Regions from separate parts of the Homo sapiens genome. Here region 2 is linked to region 1. The links are chromatin contacts, found by Hi-C or POLR2A ChIA-PET in ENCODE. All regions are on one chromosome and are shown on one strand. The core of a region is the stretch at or near the end of the contact, and the rest is flanking DNA. Distances in the headings are between cores, read along the strand shown.

Region 1 (4,034 bases), core at 790-3,289:
ACATCATCAGTAATGAGATACACCAACACTACAGTCCCTTCATATAAGATGCTGTGTCAGGGGTCCCCAAGCCCACACAGATTCAATGATTCACTAGGCTAACTCCCAGGACTTGGCATATAATCAAAGCTAAGATTTCTTACAGTGAAAGGCATATGAAATGAAGTCACAGGAAACCAGGCTCAAGCTTTCACAAGGATTCTTCCAGGGTAGACACACAGGATGTGCTTAATTCCTCCAGCAACAAGTTGTTGACAACATGTGTGAAATGTCATCCACCAGGGCAGCTCATTAGAGGCTCAGTGCTCACGGTTTTTATGAGAGGCTGGTCACACAGGCATTCTCGGTACACCAAATTTCCAGACTTCCAGCAGAAAAACAGCATCAACTACACTGTCTGCACAGCCAGTTTAGGCACAGTGAGCCACCATTAACAGTTGGGTAATGGGAAACCTACTGAAATTTAGGTTCCCAGCTGCCAGCCAAGGGCCAATGTTCCAAGCAGACTTTTCAAAGGGCAGCAGTCAGGCCTGCTGCGTTAATGCTTTTTCTGCACAGATGGGCATTTTAGCTTCTGCTGGGAAAGTCTACAGTAACAGAAAAGCAGAGGAGTTCCATTTTCCAGGGTCAGGTTTGCCCCTCTGCCAGCTCTCCAGCCATCGTGTCCTTCCAGACAGGTTCAAGCTTCTGACACACGGTCCTTGATCAGCCAGTCTGGTTCTGATCACCTTTTGAGGGATGAGGGAAGAATGCTTATAGGCTTTGCCATCTACGCTGAGAGTGTTTCCTCAAGCCTCAGCACATCACTCCTCTAGTAAGAACGTCACTGCCTTCCCATTACGTTAGAATAAAACCTAGAGTCATCATGCTGCTCTCCAATTCCAGGCTTTCTCATGAAGGCCATGAAGATCTTCCCATCTTGGAAATCTTAACTACACAGGCTTCCTTGTTCCTTCTCAAGCCCAGCCAGCATATTCCCACCTCAGGGCCTTTGCACTCTCTGTTCCCACTGCCTGGAATGTCTTTTTCCCAGGGCTCAGCATGGCTCACTCCTCCATCTTACTCAGTCTCTTGAATCATTGCACTATCTGCAGTAGAACCTACACTCCCACCCTTAGTCGCTCTAACCCTCAGCCTTCTTTTCTTTCCCTTCACAGGACACATCACTACTTGGTCTCCCCAGTTTTGTATTAAGCTGTTTGGCTAACGCCTCTGCCTTCCAGCCTCCAAGAACGTACGCTCATTTGCATACTTTCATTTACCATTTTTAAAGGAGCTGCACCATACAGTGCCTACACCATGTGCCTCATAAATATTTGCATAATGTCCAAATGAACCTATAAAAGGAAAGAGTGAGGCCGGAGAACATGGCTAGCATTTTCTGAATGCTTAATATGAGCTAAGCATTGCGCTCTGTTTCACAGATATCTTTTTCTTTAAGTTCTCACACACACAAAAAAAACATTTTACAGATAAGAAAACTGAGGTCCAGAAGTGAAGTAACTTGACACTGCTAATAAACAAAGTCAAGGTTCAAATCTTTCCCATGGCACAGCTGCTCTGCCGCCTCCTTAGATTTCTCTAAGGACCAGCCCAGCTCCAGAGGACTAGGTTTTATGGGAGAAAGAGAAAAGAGTGAAAATATGAATAATTATAAACGAATTAGCCATCATTCAATTAACCAGCTCTTTGGCCCTGCCCTTGCACCCTTTTCAGGAATTACTAATGAGACTTCCTGCCTGGTCAGCATGCTCAGTTGCTGTTTATGTCAGGGAAGCCTGTCCTGTTATGATTTACATTTGCATCATCACATGCCTGCAAAGCAGATCACAGGCAACCAGCCGAGTGCCTGGCAGGGGCAGAGAGAAGCCTATCCCAGACAACAGCTGTCAGCTGCTCCCTGCCTGCATGACTTGCTACAGGGCTGTGGGGAAGGGGGGTCCTGGGCAAGGCCCCGACTGTCCCTCTCTCACCCCCTATTTCCACAAAGGGGAGATTTCCTCGTAGAACTCAGCAGCGCCCGACAGAAGGTGAAAGACTGACCCTGCCTGTCTTTAAAGCAGCCCTGACAAAGGCAGACAGGGTGACTCTACTCCATTGAATACTTGAATTCACCACTTCTCAAGGATCTGGTCCACAAACTTTTCAAAGCGGCAGCTTTCATTAGCAGGAAGATGGGGACCAAGGGTCTCCTGTGAGTTGGGTTTATTTCCTGATCTAAGTCATGTCCCCACTTTTTAGAGCCTACTTCCCACAGTCCTGGAATTCACAGATCAGCAAAATAAAAAATAAAAAAAGTAGATGAGAGTGGAGGAAAGACTAATACAATTGCCAACTTTTTATTTTACACAAAGACTTACAAAAACACCAGCAATGAGCTCTACTTACTAATACCCTAAATAAACAGCTGCCTTAGCATCCGAAATACAGGAAGGCAAAGTCTCAGAGTAAAGAACTCTCCACCCTGAAAGGGTAGAAACTTTATAGCTACATGTTCACTAGATGTCCTTATTTTTCCCATTTCACCAGAAGCCAGTGACAACCAGGTCATAAATCAGAGACAGTCCTGGGACCCATATTTGGGGTCCACGTGAGAACTAGAGGGGGCCAGGAGGCATTCCAGTGTCTCCAGGTTGTGATATCCTAAGGACAAAGACTCGTGTAACAGCTGGGGCACACAGGCAGTCCACATAGGTGCACTCAGTAACTAATTCTCACGTTCCACAGATGACAAAACTGAGGCCCAAAGAGGCAACTGGACTTGCCCAAAGTCACATAGCTATTTAGGGTCAGACTGGTCTATAGTCCAGTTCTTCTGCTCTAGAGTCCAGCTTCTTTTAACTACACTACACTTTAGGCAGGGTACCCTAGAGCCATACCTGATCAAACCCCTCATCTGGGACAGGTACAGGAGAGACTCCCAAGAAAAAGCCCTTCTCCCACAGGAGCAGAACTGTCCAGGCCTTGTATAGAAGGCTCTTCCCCAGACATCATGCCTGTAGCTCCCAATCTGTCTGGGAAGGGCTCAGGGCTGCTCAAGGTCCTGGAGGATGATGGAAACTTCAGCATGGGCTTGCTGTCTCTGGCCACCTCCCCAGACTCTTCCCAGGCAGCAATCATACAAAAGAGCTGGACAGAGGCTGCAATGTGGAAGCCTCTCTGTTCCACCAGAACAGCCATGAAGTCAGCTAATCAGACCTGCTGCATCTCTCAGGCTATGGAAACAGCTCCTGCTGTAGCTGTGGGTCTCCAGGATCTCTCTTCTAGACCTCTGTGGTTGGCCAAATGAGCAACAGCTACTCACCTTCAACCCCTGCTCACCTCCCACTCCTGCCCCAGGATCCTGCCAGTATGTGGCTGAGAGAGCCCAACGAATGAGGAGCTGTTCCACAATATCACCACCCTTGCTTTTATAAACACAAGACATAGCTCACTGTGAAAAAGTCAAACCATGGAGGAACATACAAAGACAGATGTAAAATTTATAACAAATTGCCACCACGTGGGGAAGTATTCTGTGGACATTTTGGTAAACATGCTCTTACAGCATGGTCTCAAAAACTAGTGTGTGCAAATGGATTGCCCCAGGACCTTGTTAAAATGCAGTGGGTCTGGGGTGGAGCCTGGGATCCTGCATTCCTAACAAGCTCCCAGGCGATGCTGCTGGCTCCAGGTACCACACTTCCAATAGCAAAGGGCCACTGTCTTGTTCACTGTGTATCTCCAATGCCCAGAGAAGTGCCAGGCACACAGACTACTCAATAATTACTGACTGAATTAATAGGCAGAAATCCGAGCATGCAATTTTACTTAAATGCACCCTTAAAATATATGCTATCCTGAAACCTGTTTTTGCTACATAATATGTTGTGACATCTTTTCTTGTCAATAACTACTGGTACACATCATCATTTTTAATGGCTAAGGGTAACTTTACTGTGTCTATGTATCCATAAATCCCGTTACTGATGGACATTTGGGGTGTTTTCAATAAACAATGCACAGCCAGATACATATATTATTTTTCCCACTTG
Region 2 (4,034 bases), core at 690-3,189, 59 kb before region 1:
GCAGAACTGGACCATTTTATCCTTCGATGTAGAAAATGGGCCGGGCGCGGTGGCTCATGCCTGTAATACCAACACTTTGGGAGGCTGAGGCAGGCGGATCACAAGGTCAGGAGATCAAGACCATCCTGGCTAACACGGTGAAACCCTGTTTCTACTAAAAATACAAAAACAAAATTAGCCAGGCGTGGTGGCAGGCGCCTGTGGTCCCAGCTACTCGGGAGGCTGAGGCAGGAGAATGGCGTGAACCCAGGAGGCGGAGCTTGCAGTGAGCTGAGACACAGCCTAGGTGACAGAGCAAGACTCCGTCTCAAAAAAAAAAAAAAAAAAGAAAAGAAAAAGAAAACGGACTTGGGCTGGGCATGGTGGCTCATGCCTGTAATCCTAGCACTTTGGGAGGCTGAGGCAGGAGGACTGCTTCAGCCCAGGAGTTTGAGACCAACCTGGAAAACAGAGCAAGACCTTGTCTCAGTTTTTTCCAAAAGAAAAGAAAAGAAAAGAAAAGAAAAGAAAAGAAAAGAAAGGAAAAGAAAATGGACTCAGGCTGGGCATGATGGCTGACACCTGTAATCCCAGCATTCTGGGAGGCTGAGACAGGAGGACTGCTTGAGCCCAGGAGTTCGAGACCAACCTGGACAACATAGCAAGGCCCCATCTCAACTAAAAAAAAGAAAAAAGAAAATGGACAAATGGACTTGGCCTTCTTAGGCCATAAGGAAGATGAATCATCACTGCAGGAGATGCCAGAAAATGCAAAAGGAGAGCTAAGTAAGTTTAAGTTTCCAGATAAAAGGTAAACAAAGGTAAAATTTAATGAGCACATACCATGGGCCAAACACTAGACAAGAGGCTGTTTTAATCAGTATCTCATTTATCCTCTCAAAATAAAAACCCCAAAACACTATAAAACTCATTCTATTATCCCCAAAAGGGGGGAACTGAGGCTGGGGAGAGGAAGTCACTTGCCCAGGGTCACGTGGCTGGGAAGCCACAGAGCTGAGGACCAAACTCAAACCTGCTGACTAACGTGGTGCTCTTCCCTCTGTATACACGGCCCCGCATGAGTACGTTACTTATGAGTGCGTTAAAACAAGCCAAAAACCCCACATGGGCTTAAACCGCTGCATTCACTTGACAAGCACTATGTAAGGTCCTCTCCTATCGGGACTGTAAGGCGCTCAAAAGTGATGTATGGATAGGAAGAAAAAACGCAACATCACCTGAAACCCGAATTAAAAATCCATGTGCTTCTGAGTCCTGAACAATTTCTCTATCACAAAATATTTACTGTGGCTTTGTGACCTTCGACAAACCACCCAACCTTTGTGTGCCCCAGTTTTCTCATCTATAAAACGGGGAAATAATGACACCTACTCCTTCTGGGTTGTTGTGTGATTTAACAAATTTTAAATATAAAGCACTAAGAACAGTGTTGGGCACACAGTCAACACTGTGTAAGTTTAGCCACGCTGCATTATTGCTCTTATTAGATAATCACACATCATTGAAGCATGTGTACACACACACACAGTCACACGTTTTCTTTTTCTCTTCTCTCACACAAAAACGGGTTATTGAGACACATTTTCCAACAAGAGACAGTGGACTTGGCAAAGGAGCCTCTTAATGCAGCCTCCTTTATTTTCCGTCTTCCGCTCTCCTTTATAAATAGGTTTGGCAAACTGATGCTTAATAGCTTAATATCGTGTTCATATTAATCTCACCCTGTCTGAACTTCAAAGGGACACACTGTTCTGACTGCTAATGAAATGAATTTTAGTTGTAAGTTTCCAAGGGATCAGAGCTGGAAAAAAAAAAAAATCCCAGCTGATTTAAAAAGACAAACATCTCCTTGGTGCTCTTTTAAAGCTATTTGGGTTTTACAGAGCCATCGCCCCAAGCAGGGGAAATCCAACAGCCTTAGCCTGGCCAGCACAAGGTCCCACAGACGCTAGATGGCACTAGAACATGCTCGAAACAAAGACCACCCAGCACCTAAGCTCCTCTGGTCCTTTGCCCAGCCCACCCCAGGCCCCAGGTGGGTTCAATGAGGCAAGATGTGTGATATAGACTATACAAACTGGAATAAACCATGCAAATGTTAGAAACTATAAATAGGAGTCAAGGAAGCAATATTACATGCTTGGACAAAATACACCCAGGTATTCTTTTCTGGATTTCAAAAGGCAAATCATCACAATAATTCAGTACTTAATGCTACTGAGCCATACACTTAAAAATGGCTAAGACAGTAGGTTTTCTGTTATGTATATTTCACCATAATTTTTTTAAAAGGCAAAGCATCCCCAATAATAGGAATAGTATAGTGTTTTCATTCCTAAGAAATAAATACAATAATGTAGTCAGTTACCATCTCTTACTCTGGTATAATGTATTCTAGCCCCAAAGCAACAAAAAAGTAGTTATTTTACAAACTGGCTCGTTCCAGGACACTGCCAGGCAGCTCATACCTCTGTTCATTTCGAAAACCTCACTTTATATAAATACCAACCTCCCTATCCTTGAGAAGGCTCCGAAGCAGGTTATTCTCATAGAGAGAAAGCTCTTATGCCCCAAACCAGCTTTGAGATGCGTCTGCTGCTGCCTGGAGCCTCACCATCTCCAATTCATTTGCGTGGAAAGGCAAGACAGCTCGTTTAAGCACAGATTACTGGTGGTGGGGTGAGAGCTGGGAGAACAGGGAAAGCCTCTCAAGGCATGAGCCTTACAGGCATGAGCCACTGTGCCCGGCCTAGAGTGGTTTTTCTGATGCCAATGTGGATAAATCTGCTCCTCTGGTTGGCCACCCTTTGAGCCAACTGCACAGCTCAGGTTGGATTCCAGCTGGAAGTCAGGTGAGGCATCCTGAGATGCCTGGTCTCACCTGGGTTGTGACGGGTACCAGGTAGAGGCTTCTGGCCACCAGCAGGGTTAGATAAAGACATTAGGATCCTGAGAATGGGAGGCAGTCCATGAAAGAGATAGTGCGCACTGGACTTGGACTGAGAGAGGCCTGGGGCTGAATTCCAGATTCCAGAGCTGGCTCCTTCCAGTAGAGTGAACCTGGGCAACTCTCTCAGCCTCAGCCTCTACCTACCACTGCCAAGTGGGGATGATGATAATAGCTCCTCAACCAGCTGCTGTGAGGACTACGTGGGCTGATCTGTAAGAAGGACCTAACATTAACATAGTGCCTTGATGAAGCCTGAATGACTCGCACAAAGCAGGCGCTCAGACCAGGGTTGAGGAGAACAGGGGAGCTGGAGGGGCTCGGAGTCATCACTATCTTAGCAGAAGTGGTTGCTGCTTTGTGGATAAAACTGGCGGCAGCTTGCCCCAGCCCTGCGAGTCATTCAGGCTTCATCTGGGCAAGGAAGCATTCCCTCCAGCCTTCTGCCCTCCAAACTTCCTTCCGAACCTTTTGATGGCCTCACGCTGTCCTGAGGATCAAGGCTGGGATCTTAATACTTTTTCTAAAATCCAGCCCCTTCCAGCCCCCGTGGACACATCCAGACAAGCCTCTGCACACTTCATTTGTGAGTTCTATCCCGTCAGCCCCATTCTCTTTACCTTATGCCCTCACAAATGCTGCTCCCTCCACCGGGAAGACTCTTCTCTTCAGGGTCTTATCACCCTTCAGGTCTCAGCCAAATGCCCCTTCCTCAGGGAAGCCCACCGTGCTACTATCGTGTCCTACACTTTTCCTTACACGAATCATCACACTTGAAATTGCCTGTTCAATGCCTGTCTCTCAACTCTTCAGTGAACTGTAAGCATAGGGTCTCAGCTGATAAAAGCTAGCCATTACTATTACTATCCATTCAACAAATATTGACTGAGCCCCTCCTGAGTTCCAGGCACCACTATGGGGGCTGAGGATACTGCAATGAACAACAAACAAAACACGGAAGTTCCCTCCTGGAGCTTTTATCTTACAGAGGGAGACTAGCAAACAACAAGAATGAATGTAAGGACAGTGTACACCCAGTGGTGATAAATACTACAGAGAAAAATATAGCAGGGAAGGGAAAAGATGC

What was found. Hi-C counts contacts between places; a loop is a spot of excess contacts on that map. ChIA-PET counts read pairs that join two places held with the same protein, here RNA polymerase II (POLR2A). Pooled maps may share reads with other maps.
Region 2: a loop to region 1 is called in a pooled map, with 2.8 times the contacts of the local background. The contact joins two enhancer-like sites. A Hi-C loop is called at or near these places in 1 of 168 maps with a recorded cell type or tissue (endothelial cell of umbilical vein) and 6 of 50 pooled maps. POLR2A ChIA-PET finds 5 or more read pairs at or near these places in 6 of 52 experiments (A673, CD4-positive, alpha-beta T cell, GM12878 and 3 more).

What each region holds. Positions count from the first base shown.
Region 1 is chr11:36,071,422-36,075,455 of GRCh38, reverse strand. All of the region lies in intron 2 of LDLRAD3 (low density lipoprotein receptor class A domain containing 3), which reads right to left. All of the region lies in intron 1 of LOC101928510 (a long non-coding RNA gene), which reads left to right. Among named protein-coding and RNA genes, the nearest start is that of MIR3973, 63 kb to the right of the region's middle. Within about 2 kb of position 2,039, at least 9 of the 41 ENCODE cell types and tissues checked have a DNase peak (open chromatin) inside an H3K27ac peak, as active enhancers do.
Region 2 is chr11:36,129,841-36,133,874 of GRCh38, reverse strand. All of the region lies in intron 4 of LDLRAD3 (low density lipoprotein receptor class A domain containing 3), which reads right to left. Among named protein-coding and RNA genes, the nearest start is that of MIR3973, 120 kb to the right of the region's middle. Within about 2 kb of position 1,939, at least 5 of the 41 ENCODE cell types and tissues checked have a DNase peak (open chromatin) inside an H3K27ac peak, as active enhancers do.